Linked DNA regions of Homo sapiens: regions 1 and 2 are each linked to region 3. A link is an interaction called in ENCODE POLR2A ChIA-PET data of the cell type or tissue named here. Cell type or tissue: GM12878. All regions are shown on one strand. Each heading gives the region's core, and the rest is flanking DNA. Links, peaks and the distances in the headings are about the cores only.

Evidence for each region. ChIA-PET counts read pairs that join two places held together with the same protein. Peaks named below come from ENCODE experiments on the same cell type or tissue, not always from the same donor. Only the 100,000 strongest peaks of a DNase experiment are listed, where the experiment ranks them.
Region 1: POLR2A ChIA-PET joins it to region 3 with 5 read pairs; 2 of 35 experiments call an interaction of 5 or more read pairs at or near these places.
Region 2: POLR2A ChIA-PET joins it to region 3 with 6 read pairs; 2 of 35 experiments call an interaction of 5 or more read pairs at or near these places.

The regions. Positions count from the first base shown.
Region 1 is chr6:15,674,754-15,679,347 of GRCh38, forward strand. No RefSeq gene overlaps it. Among named protein-coding and RNA genes, the nearest start is that of DTNBP1, 14 kb to the left of the region's middle. In GM12878, for the core only: no CTCF peak of the experiment used is centred there; no DNase peak of the experiment used is centred there.
Region 2 is chr6:15,730,769-15,735,362 of GRCh38, forward strand. All of the region lies in intron 3 of LOC102724520 (a long non-coding RNA gene), which reads right to left. Among named protein-coding and RNA genes, the nearest start is that of DTNBP1, 70 kb to the left of the region's middle. In GM12878, for the core only: no CTCF peak of the experiment used is centred there; no DNase peak of the experiment used is centred there.
Region 3 is chr6:15,950,136-15,954,729 of GRCh38, forward strand. No RefSeq gene overlaps it. Among named protein-coding and RNA genes, the nearest start is that of LINC02543, 43 kb to the right of the region's middle. In GM12878, for the core only: no CTCF peak of the experiment used is centred there; a DNase peak (open chromatin) is centred at 2,570.

The DNA of each region.
Region 1 (4,594 bases), core at 215-4,214, 280 kb before region 3:
CCTGACCTAGGCTCTCTGGACCCTCTATGGAGAGGAGGACTACAGTAGAACTGGCCTCTGCTTTCACTTTTGTTCTTCTTCCCTCTTCTGGTTTTAGCTTCTCTTGGTGTGGCAGGGAGAAAGAGGACACACTGCGAAAACAGAAAGAAGTTTCACCTAACTGGGCATGTGATAGCCTCTGCAGAGAGCCCCGAGGTGACTCCCTCTCCCGCTCCCATCTGCAGTTTCCTGACCTGGGTAATCTGACTCCTCTCTTACCCCCTTAGCCTGTAGTTACTGAGGTGCCCTTGACCAGCAGACAGCCTTCTGATAGGAATACCTCAGAGGAGCTGCCAGTCGCTCATTGCCCCCAGGAGAGGGTAAGGTATCCTTCGGTTTGTTTATAAGCCCTGGTTAAACCCTTGTTTATCTGTACCCCACAGACACGGGATTGGAGCCAGTCAGTTAGTAAATCAGTCAGACTAAATAAAGACAGAGAGACAGACATGATAAAAGCCACTGGGCATCATTAAGGGCTTAACCGAATTACATGTGTGTGAGATGAATCTTGGCTTGATGATGGAACTCCCCAAGCCAGATTGCTGAGAATAAATCCAACGAGCAGGATCACAGAGGATAAATGATGCATTTTGCACAGTGCACACTCTATGAAAAAGTTGGGCTCCAAAGTTTCTTGTCAGGGTTTAGGGACCCAAGATGCATTTTTTCCCAAGCAACAAAGTTATAAATGGTGATTCAATAGCAAGGCCTCTTCGACAGAAGGCTGTTTCACCCCTAATGTGGCTGAATGACCATAGGAGCTTGAGTTCTAGGCCTAGAAGTTGGGGACCGTGTCCTTACTGGAGAGATTGAGAAGAAAGTGCTCCTCCCCTTTACTAGAGCCAAGGTCAGCTTTAATTGTTTTCCTCCACTCCAGGGGCTCTTGCACTTTGTCCTAAGCTCTTGCACTTCCCCTGGGTCAGCCCTGACTTCTCTAGAGTTCCCAAATCATCAACTTCCTTCATTTCCTTATTCAAACCCCATTGCCTCACTAAGACTAACAGGAAACCAAACAGGATTAGTTAGTTCAAACTAACATTTGATTTTCTAGCAGCCTTTTCCTTTCTGTAAGTGCTTAGGTCTTTGTAAAAGGGTGCTTCTGTGTTTGAGATATCGCCTGGCTATAGGAGTTTGGAGGATTCAAATGGGCTACAAGACAACAATAAATCTATTATTCCCAAGTGTTGTCTCAGACTATAATTACCCTTCTGTCTCAACTGCCTCTTAGCTTCTTGGGGCAAAGCAAGCTCACTTCTGTTTTATCAGGCAATACAGCAGCATACTACCATCCACATGCCTGATGATTTCTGCCACAGAGGCAAGATGCTCCATTTCACCACTGGGGTTAGTGTTCTCGCATGTTGATACTGACTTATGTCACAGATGTATGTTGCTTTCAGTAGTCCATCACCCTTTAACTGTCTTTGGGCAGAGCACTCATTTGGAGGAATTAGCTCTCTCCCATTGGATTATATTCCAGTGGGATTTTCAATCATGGTGCTCATTCTTTCTGCAGGCAATGGTCAGGCAAACGACTAGGGTAATTGCTATTTTCGTCCTTGAACTGAATGATGCAAAGACTGAAAATCTAGTGGAGATGTCCAGACAAGACCGTTTGGTCATTCCTGTCACTGGGAACTTCCAGAGATGTGTGGGCCTGTCCTTTTTGAATCCATCTTTTTTTTTTTTCTATCCTTCTGTGCCCCATATCCTTCCCAAAGAATTCCTTCTTGTTGAAGGTAGCCAGAATTGTATCAATTGCTTGATACAAATAACACTAACTGATAACAGTCCTCTACTTCCTCTGTTACTCTATCTGTACTTGAACTTAGGGACAAGATCTCGAAAAGAATGACACACTTCTTATTCCACTGAGGAACCTCACTCCTACTCCAAGTCCTATCTCAGTACTCCAACCCCAAAGCCAAACCTAGGAAGCCCTTGGAATGATTTGTTGTTTTTCTTGTTTGATTTCTAAAGGTTTGTTGGACCCTCAGTGGAGCATGGTTTGCCTTATCCCTGTGAATTATGAGGTTGGGATCTTCCATCTCCTCCTCCCAATCTTAGAAACTACTCTCCCCGCATTCCACTCATTTCTACCAGCCATGTTTCCCCAGAATTTACTTAGCAGATTTTATTGTATTTGTCTGCAAAGCTTGGTTATACTTGTTCACCCAAATAAATCTGTCATTGGTTGAATTTCTAACAGTGTAATAAAATGAACTGAAAAACTTCAGCCTGAGTAGGATGCTGCTTTGCATCATTTCCCAGTGAAGCAGAAGACAAAATTGTTTAGAGATGCTACAAATCTAAATAAGTTCAAGTTTCATTAGCCTCTGTCCATAAATGTGCTTGCTAGAAGCCTGCCATTTATTCAGTATATTCACATTACTAATTATATTACCTATATATTTTGAAACTAGTGTCAACTGCCTAGAATCCCTGGGTGAGGTTAAGGTGTTTCCTGACCGGAGTATCTTTTTGCAGTTACAGGCAAAATTCTCTCAATGAGTAGGCCAAGCATCTACATTCAAAAATTATAATATTTATTGAGCACATACTATGTACTATGCAGTATCTGCATTTTTATGGAAATCATCTCATTTTGTCTCTAGCAGCCCTATGAATAATGTCCGTCCTATTTCGCAGCTGAGGAACCAGAGAGATGACAAAACCAGCTCATGTTCAAAAAGACTGTAGAGTGAAGTCAAGAGTCAAAATCAAGCAGTCTGATGTCCTTTTCCAAGAAGGAAGGGAATGGATATTTTCATACTGAACTTCGTTGGCTTACAATAGGAGATTACCCTCTTGACCCAGGCTCTCGGTTCTTCAGCAAAATTAACTATAAAGTATAACCAAACATTTCTAAGTTTCCAAAATGAAGAGAAAATGTTTTGGGATGAGTTGAGTTGGCTATGTGATAGGTGATGTCCAAAGGTGGTCCCTCAATCAACTGTGTACCCCAGTTTTCACCCCCTGGTACAGTCTCCTCCCGTTGAATCTGGGCTGGCCCTATGGCTTGCCTTTTAACTTGCAAAAGTGACGCCTTTGTAACTTCTGAAGCTACTTTATAAGGAGTCTGGCAGTTTCTATCCGAGTCTCTTGAAAAGCTCACTCTGAGGAAGAAGTCTGAGACCGCCATACTAGGAGGAAGCCTAAACCAGTCATACAGAGAGACCACATGGAGAGAGAGAGAGAGAGAGAGAGAGTGATGTAGCCAACCATCTGCTCTTCCATCCATCCCAGCTGAGGCAGATTGCAGCTGAGCTTTTAGATGACTCTAGCTTCAGATGCCATCTTACTGCAGTCACATGAGAGACCCCAAGTGAGAATTGGTTGGCTGAGCTCAGTCAAGCATGAAACCACTAGAGATAATCATCATCATTTTAAGACACTTAGTTTCGGCATAGTTCGTTACGCAGCAATAGATATCTGGAACAGATGCCGAATGGAAGACAGACTGACACATGTTGAGACTATACTTTGTGCCAGATCTGGTGCTATTTTCTTTAGATATATCATGGGGTAAAATGATCAACATAATATGTTGGCACATTTTCTACCACATCACCTTCCCATATTGACAAGGAAAGCCCCATAATTTCCAGTTTAATTAGAACTCCCTTCTCTGCCAAACTTTATCCTCCCAAATAAACCATTGGTCTTTCTCTCTCAGAATGGTTTTTGCATACTTGTGATGCAGATTGACCATAGAAAAACAGACTCTGAGAGACTAGAATTGAAGAGAAAGGACTTCCCTAAAGAGGTAAAAATCACCTTTGTAATAAAGACAAGAAAGAGATGGAATGGATAGGTGGGGAGTGGGATGGGAGTGGCAGAAAAAGCAAGGAAGGGTGGAGAATGTTCTATGGTAGTAAGGTAGATAAGGAACTCCAGAAGCTGCTGACATGAGTGAACTTGGTGACTAAAAGCAGCAATGAGAAATATTGCAGCTGGTTATGAATTGGATTTTCTTCAGTGCTGAGAAACTTGAATAAAACTGGAATTGTTTCCCCCTGATTGGTTGCCTGAAAAGTCTGTGTTTCTCTGGGGCTGGACTAGATAGGTTGTGGCTTCAATTAGGGTTAGATGCATTATCATCTCCTGTAACCTTTCAATAATATCATGAAGCATGTCTTCTTGCCCTTGTTTTATAGATTCAGAAACTCAGGTTAAGAGAGGTTAAGTAACTTGTTTAAGGTCATACAGTAACAAGCAGTAGAGCCAATAATTTTAACCTAGGTTTGTTGACTCCAAAGTCCATGATTTCCCACTTCACCATTCCAGAGTAACTTCCCTGACATTATAACCTTTATTCATAATATCATCCTTTCTTCTATTGCTGAACTCACTTTATCTCGCATAAAGGCAGTGTCATTGGAGGAGGGGTGAGTGGGGCAGCAATGACCCATTTATATGAATCTTTTTTTTTTTTTTTGAGATGGAGTTTTGCTCTGTTGCCCAGGCTGGAGTGCGGTGGCGCAACTGTGGCTCATTGTAACCTCTGCCTCCCAGTCGCAAGGTGATTCTTCTGCCTCAGCCTCCTGAGTAGTTG
Region 2 (4,594 bases), core at 215-4,214, 220 kb before region 3:
CCAAGGTGGGCCTAGATGGCCCGGCCTTTTTATTCCATGTGGGCCACTCTGGGAAGGGGGGTGACCTCGGTCAAGGGAGTTCTCCACAGCTGAGAAATCCCTGACGAGGCATGTCCTTCATGAAGTGGGGGGTTGAGGAGGTGGTCTGGGCAGTGCCCTACTGCCTATGCTGCACTTCCTCATAGGTTCTCTTTCTTTGGTGGCCCTCCTGCCTTTCCAGACACAGAGAATGTCAACATTCCTCCTAATTCTTTTATTAGAAGTTCCTAGGGCAGATTGAGAGAGATCTGAATCAAAGGTACACAGTGGTTTCCAAGGGAGAAGAGCCTCTTTATGTTCTCGGTTGAACAGCAACTCTGACTTCTTCTGAATGAATTCGTCAGGGGCGAAGGGCAGAATGCAGACAGGCATCACACAGCCCCGTCAAAAGAACCTGAACAAAGGTTGAGGGAGGCTGATGGGGGACATGTATAAAAAACACAGCCTCTGAGAGATCTGAAGTTCATCAAGTTCTACAAGCATGACCATATCCCAACCATATCCTTAAGATAATGAGGGCAAATGAGAGTGTAGCAGGTGCATGGTAGCTTAGTTCAACATCCAGCTTTGAATATAGAAATTAAGTACCTAAATGGCATAATACAAATGGCAGCACCTTCTTGTTGAGAAAAAGCTTTTTTAAAAAGGTGGAGGAGGGGTGCTACGTTCCCTAAATGTTCTTTTAGGAAGGAAACTCAGAAAAGTTTAGTCGCCACAGATATTACTAACGAAATATACCTATTTTCTTTGTCTTAAATCAATTGAGGAGGCCAAGAATTGTCCAAATAACTATAGTCTTCCATGAAACTCACCTCCTTATATCAACAGAAAGAAGGAAATATAAGTTTTCTGCCGGGTATTATACCCAAAAAGAGAGTGTTGTGTTTTTCCAGAGAGGCTACTAAATAATACTTCAGCGAAGCCCACAGAGCGATTATAAAGAGGATGGATGTCCTCCTTATAGTAAAACAGAAAGGGTCATCAAATCTGCTTTGCCAAGTATTTATCTGAATCTCCATTTCAAGACTGAGAGATCAATAATTCATCAGAGGAAAGAAAAAGAATTAATTAAACTACATTAAAACCACCTTATGAAATAAAATACCATGAAATAGCTTATGCACACACTGCTAGGGTCTTTTCTAGAACTTGTCAATTTTGGCTTCTGACAATCACCTCTGGCCAACAAATCTACCTATTATATTAGCTTGGCATCTGTACCTTTGTAGCTATTCGGAGAGGGCTGAAGAGAAAAACGGTGAAGTCCTGCCAACCAAATAAAATGGCACCTGTCAAAACATCAATTTGTGTGAAATGGCAAAAGAACATCTAATATATAGGGTCAGCCAATGAACATCTAAATAATAGTGCTTTTATCAGCAACGTCTGTGCTTGAGTTTACACTTAAAGCACACAATACAGGAACACAGAAGTCATGCAGGTTGAGTTAGAGCTGCCACTGATGTTTCATATTTGAGCTCCACTTCATGACAGGCTAATAGTGCATTTAAAGCATTGTTTATCCTGAACAGACAGAAAAGAGAGGCGGAGACCCTGCTTTGCAGACTACCTGTAATTATGGGTGTGCGTTAAGAGCAAAGAAAGGTCATGCCATTGATCCCATTTAGAAACACAACAGTTCAAAGCCTTTGAGAGTGAAAAGTGTGCGGCAGTGTGGGAGGGGATTTTCTTACAGAAAGTTATCAAAGGCATTATTGTTGTGTTTCTATTCCCAAACTCATATGAGCTCCTCTGAAGAAAAAAAAACCTGGCCAGGTGCGGTGGCTCTCGCCTGTAATCTCAGCCCTTTGGGAGGCCGAGGTGGGTGGATCAGGAGGTCAGGAGTTCGAGACCAGCCTGGCCAACATGGTGAAACCCCATCTCTACTGAAAACACGTAAACTGGCTGGGCGTGGTGGCACATGCTTGTCATCCCAGCTATTTGGGAGGCTGAGGCAGGAAGATCACTTGAACCCAGGAGGGGGAGGTTGCAGTGAGCTGAGATTGTGCCACTGCACTTTAGCCTGGGTGACAGTATTTATCTGAATCTCCTTTGAGACGAAGCAAGGCTTCGTCTCAAAAACAAAAATAAAAACAAAATCAAAGCATGATGTGGACAGACCCTCAGGAAAGTTAGTGACATCTATGCAGGCTTGTAACTTCACTCAGCCAGAGAGAAAGACACTAAAGTACAGAAGAATATCAGACCAGTGCTGGAACAGTGTCCACCTCATGATAAAGTGGATCAAACGGAAAGAAGATGCAGGGAATTAATACATCTTCCCTCTCAAGAGAAGGATGAGGGGTCATAGGAAGTGAAACAAATCCCGGAAAATCTCACTAATTGCGATTTCCGGATTTGTAGAGATGAGTGTTAGAGGCATGGATGGGTTTTAGAAAACATCACATAGTCCTTTACTTTTTTCTCCTGCTCTCTCGACATAAAGCCCTTTGTAAATGCAATCTGTGGAATGGTTTCATCTCAGTTCCACCTCATTCTCTATGAGGCATTTCTCTTTGAGAAACTGTAGTAAGAATCATCTTGTGACATTCGAGAGATTTTCCTGATAACGTCTTTGTATTGCTTTCCTTCATTTTCATTCTGTTATATCCACCTCGGTTTCCTTAGACTATCCTAAAGAAATCTCCCACTGTCAGTTTAGGGATTTAATAATGTGGTAAGATAATTGTAGAAACATTTGAATTATTGGTAAAAGAAAGAAGGTAGACAAGTCTGACACACACACACACACACACACACACACACACACACCGGTTCCCTGCCATATCCAAGCAGCAGTTTTCATCTGTTGAGCTCGAGTCTGCCAGGATTGTCAACACCCCACATCCTTTCAACTGTGAGAATGCAGCAAAAACTCCCTCACACATTTCCAAGGGAGGCTCCCAAACCCTTGCATTATTATGTCCCTTTCAGCTTCACTGCTGCGTGCACTCTAAACATGACAGCCTCTTTCTCCACAGAATACACACACGGGCAGTGAAAGATCTAAGAACAACTTACAAGCAGGGGGAGGTTGAGCTACATTCGGAAACAAATTGCTTTTCAGAGAACCATTTTCAGGAAAGAACCACCACCATTTGCTGCTAAATAAGCCCAAAGAACTTGAGAGGGACTGAGACAGGCTGGCTGGCTGTTTGAACCTGGTATTTCTTTAGAGCTGGGCCTTTCTTTCTAGAACTGTGATTTCATGCTTCAGTTTTTGGTGAAAGGCAAAGGTGTAGGAGAGGTGCATAGTAAAACTGAGCCCTCCAGAAGCACAGCACTGAGGTGATGCTTCCAAGGGGGTGACACACTCCTGGCTCCAGCCCTCTGGATCCACGGAACAGTTTCTTTTTTCTTTGAAACAAGCCTACCATAAAGACTTTTCTATCTACATCTACCTCTACAGTTGTAGACAGACACGTGGATCTTAGAGCAGGAAGTTCCCTTAAATATCAGCTATTCCAGTGGTTAGCCACGGAAGCATTTCTTAGATTGGTGGAGTATCACTAGAAAAGCAGATAGAACTGTTCTGGTTGACGTAGGGGAAGGGTTGGCCACCCCACATCACCACGCAGCCTTCACAATAGCTCCACAGAAACTTAGGTAGACTTAGTTTGAAAACTCTTTCGAGTGTCAAACTGGTGCGTTTCGGGACATAGCTCTGGCTCACCGAGGTGTCTTTGGTTTGGTTCTCCCAATGTTTTAAACATTGTTGTATTAGTTTCAATACTCAGAATCAGTAGATTTTTGCAAAAAGACAAGGATGCCAGGCTCCTGGCAGAAAATCAGAAGATAAAGAGCAAATGCGCCTGCATTGCCTCTTGGCCACAGTGTGTTGGGTCGAGTTGCTGCTTGCTACTGCTTTCACCACGTCTGGATACTGTTAGGTCACATGCCCACCCATTTTGGATTTGCAGCCTCCTCTGAACTCTGATCTAGGCTGTCTCATTTTACAGATGAGGCAACAATAATGATCTGGCTGGGTAGTGGCGAAGGTGGGACAAGAATTGATTTCCTAAGTTCAGGTTTGGAGTTGCCTTTTCAACCATGCATCAGCATTTCTTAAACTGGGGGCAGGTAGATGTAGTTTTCATGATCAATGAGAATATTTTTTCCTTAAAAACACGTCTGTACTTGACTCACATTTGAGAAATCCCACGCTACACCCAGCTGCCAGTGGAATGCCCAAAGATTCACAACTATATATTCAGTTGTTTCTGCTTTGTTATCTGTCTTGGAATAGCGGGACTCCTTGTGGCACAGCTTATTATCCAAATTTGTATATGCTGCTAATCAGATATGTCCCCTGAAACTTAACAGGTAGACAAAGAAAAGGCGTTTTTTTTTTGTTGTTGTTGTTTGTTTTTTTTGGAGACAGAGTTTCACTCTGTAGCCCAGGCTGGAAGGCAGTGGTGCAATCTGGGCTCACTGCAACCTCTGCCTCCTGGGTTCAAGTGATTCTCCCTCCTCAGCCTCCCAAATGGCTAGGACTCCTACAGGCATGCCACTTGGCTATTTTTTTTTGTAGGGATGGGGTTTCACCATGTTGGCC
Region 3 (4,594 bases), core at 258-4,257:
CATTTGCTTTGCACATATTGAATTTTATGCACTTGCTGGGAGGATGCTATACTTGGAATATTTTTCCCCTCCAAACCTCATGTTGAAATTTGATCCCCATTGTTGGAGGTGGGGCCTAACAGGAGGTGTTTGGGTCAAGGTGTGGATCCCTTATGAATGACTTGGTGCTGTTCTCAAGGTAGTGAGTTCTTGCTCTGTTAGTTCCCTCGGCAGCTGGTTATTAAAAAAAAAAAAAAAAAAAAAAGCCTACCCCAGCCCCTGGCTCTCCCTTGCTTCCTCTCTCACCATATGATCTCTGCACAAGCCAGCTCTGGCTCCTGTTCACCTTCCACGATGAGTGAAAGCAGCCTGGGGCCTTCACCAGGAGCAGATGCTGGCACCTGTTTCTTGTACAGCCCGCAGAACTGTAAACCAAGTCAATCTCTTTTTCACAAATTCCCCAGTCTCAGGTATTCCTTCACAGCAATATAAAACTGATTAAGACAGAGGTACTCAGGGTGGCACATTTTTGGACAGTTTCTCCTAGGAAAAACCTTGCTCCCTACAACTAACTTCGATTCTCTCCATCATCCTTTCCATGGCTTCCAAGACGTTCCAGGATCTAGCTCCTTTTCTGTAGTATTCTGAATAAGCCAAATAACTATAATTGATAATAACACAACACTAATGGGGCATGCCTATATGTTAGGCTTTGTTGTAAGCAGTTTCAAGGCATTCTCTCATTTAATCCTCACAACAGCACCATGAGGTGGGTAGAGTTATTGTCTCTATTTTCAGATCAGGAAACTGAGGCATAAAGAGGTTAAGCAATGTGCCTGCGGTCACACAGCTATTAAGTGGTGTGCTGGGACTCTAGCTCACATGGTCTGGCTCTAGTGTCTGTGTTCTTAATCACCACACTGTGTTTCATGGCTGGTAGATTGTGGCATCCCTTTCTGCCAAGATTGGACCTAACTTGACAAACATGGGGTCAGTGAGCCCCGTTGACACCTCTTTGCTCTAGATGAAACAATGAAGGCTCAAAGAGGTCACGTGACCTTCTGAGGAAGTCCCTTCTCAATCTTCAATGTCCAAGTTCATTGCTAATTTTACTATGCCATGCTGTCCTCCTGATATGGTTTGGATTTGTGTCACTGCCCAAATCTCATGTTGAATTAGAGGAAGGGCCTACTAGGAGGTGATTGGATCATGAGGATGGATTTCCCCCTTTCTGTTCTCCTGACAGTGAGTGAATTCTCATGAGATATGATGGTTTAAAAGTGTGTGGCACTTCCCCCTTTGCTCTGTCTCCTGCCACCACGTGAAAAAGGTGCTTGCTTCCTTTTCACCTTCTGCCATGATTGCAAGTTACCTGAGGCCTTCCTGTCATGCTTCCTGTTAAGCCTGTGGAACTGTGAGTCAATTAAATATTTTTTCTTCATAAATTACCAAGTCTCAGGTAGTTCCTGATAGCAGTGTGAGAACAGGCTAATACACCTGCCAAGTTTTAGCATCTCAAACTGAGATACCAAAGCATAAGAGGCAGGTGTCAACTATTTTTTTAAATTAAGCTCTTGGGAGTTGCATAGCGCCCCCCACCCCCGCCAATTAAAATTCATTTTTCACTTTCCTCCATAAAAATGCTTACTTTTGTAATTAATCAGAGAGGAAGAAACCACCAGAAGCCTTCATTTGCTTGGCCTTTCTGGTTGGCCAGCTGTTCTTTGGACATTTGTGTGTTAAACTCCTGGAGGCAGAGTCTTCTTTTCCAAGCTCTCCTGTCTAGGTGCTGACTGCCTGCACTTTTGCTGCCCCATGGTCGTGTTGACTTGAGTTTCCAGAGGGGAGCTGATGTGGGGTATGTCCAGCCTATTCTGGACAAGAGGATGCAACACACTATTACACAAGTTGCCCACACACCAATTAGGCAAATAGTCTACTTTTGCAGGAATTAGACATTTCTTACATTGAGGAAAAGTTGTCCTGGCTGAGGCCTCCTGGTTTGCTCCAGTGGGAATCAAATTATTGGTTTGTAAGAGAACATTTCTGCAATTATCCCTGAAAGAGCACCATCTACCATCTTGTGGGCTACATTTTTTTTTCCCACTTGACTGTCTCTGTAGTTTTATTTGTTTTTAGTTTAGATTTTTTTTTAAACACAGCTTATTACCACTTTTTAAATCTGCATGAAAGTGGAAAATGGTTTTTCCTTATAAAAGACTGTGAGTATCAGGGTAACCTCTACTCTGCCTTCAAACAGGACTGAGATTACTGGCCACTCCCACTGCTGACCACTTTTGAAGTGCTTAGTGAGTTACGCCTGTGAACCTGTTAGCACCACGCTCCACGAGGGTCAAACATTTTCAAATGATCATAATGTGGTTGCTAAAGACACAGCCTCTGTGAGACTTGAAATGTCACAATTGTTTAAACAGTCCTGAGAAAATGACCCTGAAATCACATCCACCTGGGCGAAGCCCATTTCCCCTCCACTTGAAAGCACCACGGTACACACACACACACACCTCCAACATATACAGATGTTATCAGAACTCCAGAAAGCACCAAAACACTGCACTGCACACCACTTCATTTAATTAAAAAACCACTAGTTCTCAACCTCGGCTGCACATTACAATCCCCTGGGGAGCATGGCTACCTTTTGAACATTCTGATGTCCAGGACTGACAACCCAGAGGTTGTGATTTAATTGTTTTGGATAGGGCATGGTGACCAACTGTCCCTATATGCCCAGGACTGAGAAGTTTCCAGGATGTAGGACTTTCGGTGCTAAAACACAGAAGATTCCAGGAATCTGGGACTAGCTAGTCACCCTGGTGGAGACAGGCTGTTTTTGTAAATGTCCCTGGCGATTCTATTCTGCAGTGAGGGTTGAGAACCATTGGGCTAAACTTTCTCAACTTTAACCCACATGCTGAGGACAAGTAACTTAAAACTTGAGAAAATATTGTTCTTTTGTAGAGGATTTCTTTTTTCATACTACTACTAATAAAGAGACCCTCTGTAAATGAGTCCTGGCCAACTGGTGCCTTGCCTTCCCTTCAAGGGCCCCAAAAGAGTCACTGTTCCTGGGAGCAGCTTGCTATTTCCTCCCCTCACTGGGCAGAAATCCACACAATGAGCCCCTCTGTTAAAGTAAGGAGGGAATATGGAGTTGATTATTTTATAATTAAAGAAGACTCTGGGGGAGATGTTTTGCTCAGGAGCCCAGCATTCCAAACTGGGTCACTGTGAGCTGGAGCTGTCATCAGCCCTAACCAGCAGGAAATACCAAGCAGAGCAGATATTCTTTCTTTACTTTTCAGTTGACTTTCACGTGACTTGTTTACATCCAGCAAGGCTTGTAATAATGCCTTGTTTATATCCATCATCTTCCTCCTGAGTTGCCAAGCTGGGAATGGAAGAAGAGCATGTATACCTGGGAAACTTCTAGACATACTGTGGCTCTCAACCCTGGTATCATATTAAATCAGCTGGGAAGCTTTTAAGAATCCAGATGCTCAGGCCCAACCCCCATTCAATTAGGTCAGGATCTCTGGGGGTGGGAACCAGGAAATGCTTTCTGAAATCTCCCCCGGGGCATTATAACATATAGCCAGGGCTGAGAATCACTGCTTTAGAGTACTGATTCTCAAGGTGTGGACTCGGAACTAGCTGCATCAGCATCACCTGGCAACTTGTTAGAAATGCACATTCTCAGGGCCCATCCTGGACCTACTGAATCAGAGACTGTGAGGATAGTCCCCGGCAATTGATTTTAACAAGTCTTAGGTAATTCTCAGGCATGATAAAATTGAGAACCAGTCTGGATGACAAGGCTGTAATATTATTTTTTTTAATCTGCTGGGATACTTCCACTGTGAGCTGTTGCCTCTTATTTTCTTATCTGCAGCAAAACCCAAATTTCTCTTTTGATGACTGTCAGAAATAACATGGTTATTCCTGGCTCACCTGGGATGAAAAAACACAGATGACACACCTGGGTCTCTATGCTTATTTCTGGTCTGGGAACCAACAAAGCAATCTTATGAATAGCCATATGAAGCAGTGGAGGCAAATTATTTGGTTTCCTCTAATTAAGTCATCTGCTTTAGCATTGTCTTACAGGGTACAACTTTCTAGTCTTCTGCTGTCTCTTCATCTATCAAGCTTAGAGCTGCCAGAAAAAAAAAAAATGTGGCCCAAACAGGTTTAATTAGAGAGATACTGAGTTAAAGTTCCTGAGGAAAATCTATGATACCATAGGTTGGGGTGTTTATTGTGTAGAATTGGGGGTAGAGAACCTAAATTTACTCTAATTAAGCAGGGTTTGTGTCAACACTGGAGGATGGGAAGCCAGGCAGAGAGAAGAGGGTGATCAGCAGCAATCTGAGCCAAGAGAAGTGAAAGCAAAGATGACATGTTCTCCCATCTGGAGAGTTACTTAAATTTGAGCATCTAAAATCTTTTGACCCAAGAGTTACTGAGAGACACAAATGAGTATTTTTGTATTAGGGAAGCTCAAAGATTGTCATCTCCTGTCCTTTCCTTCAATATACAGGACCAAATCACAGGAAAAGACAGCTGACTTTGTACATGTCTTTATAAGTCTCTT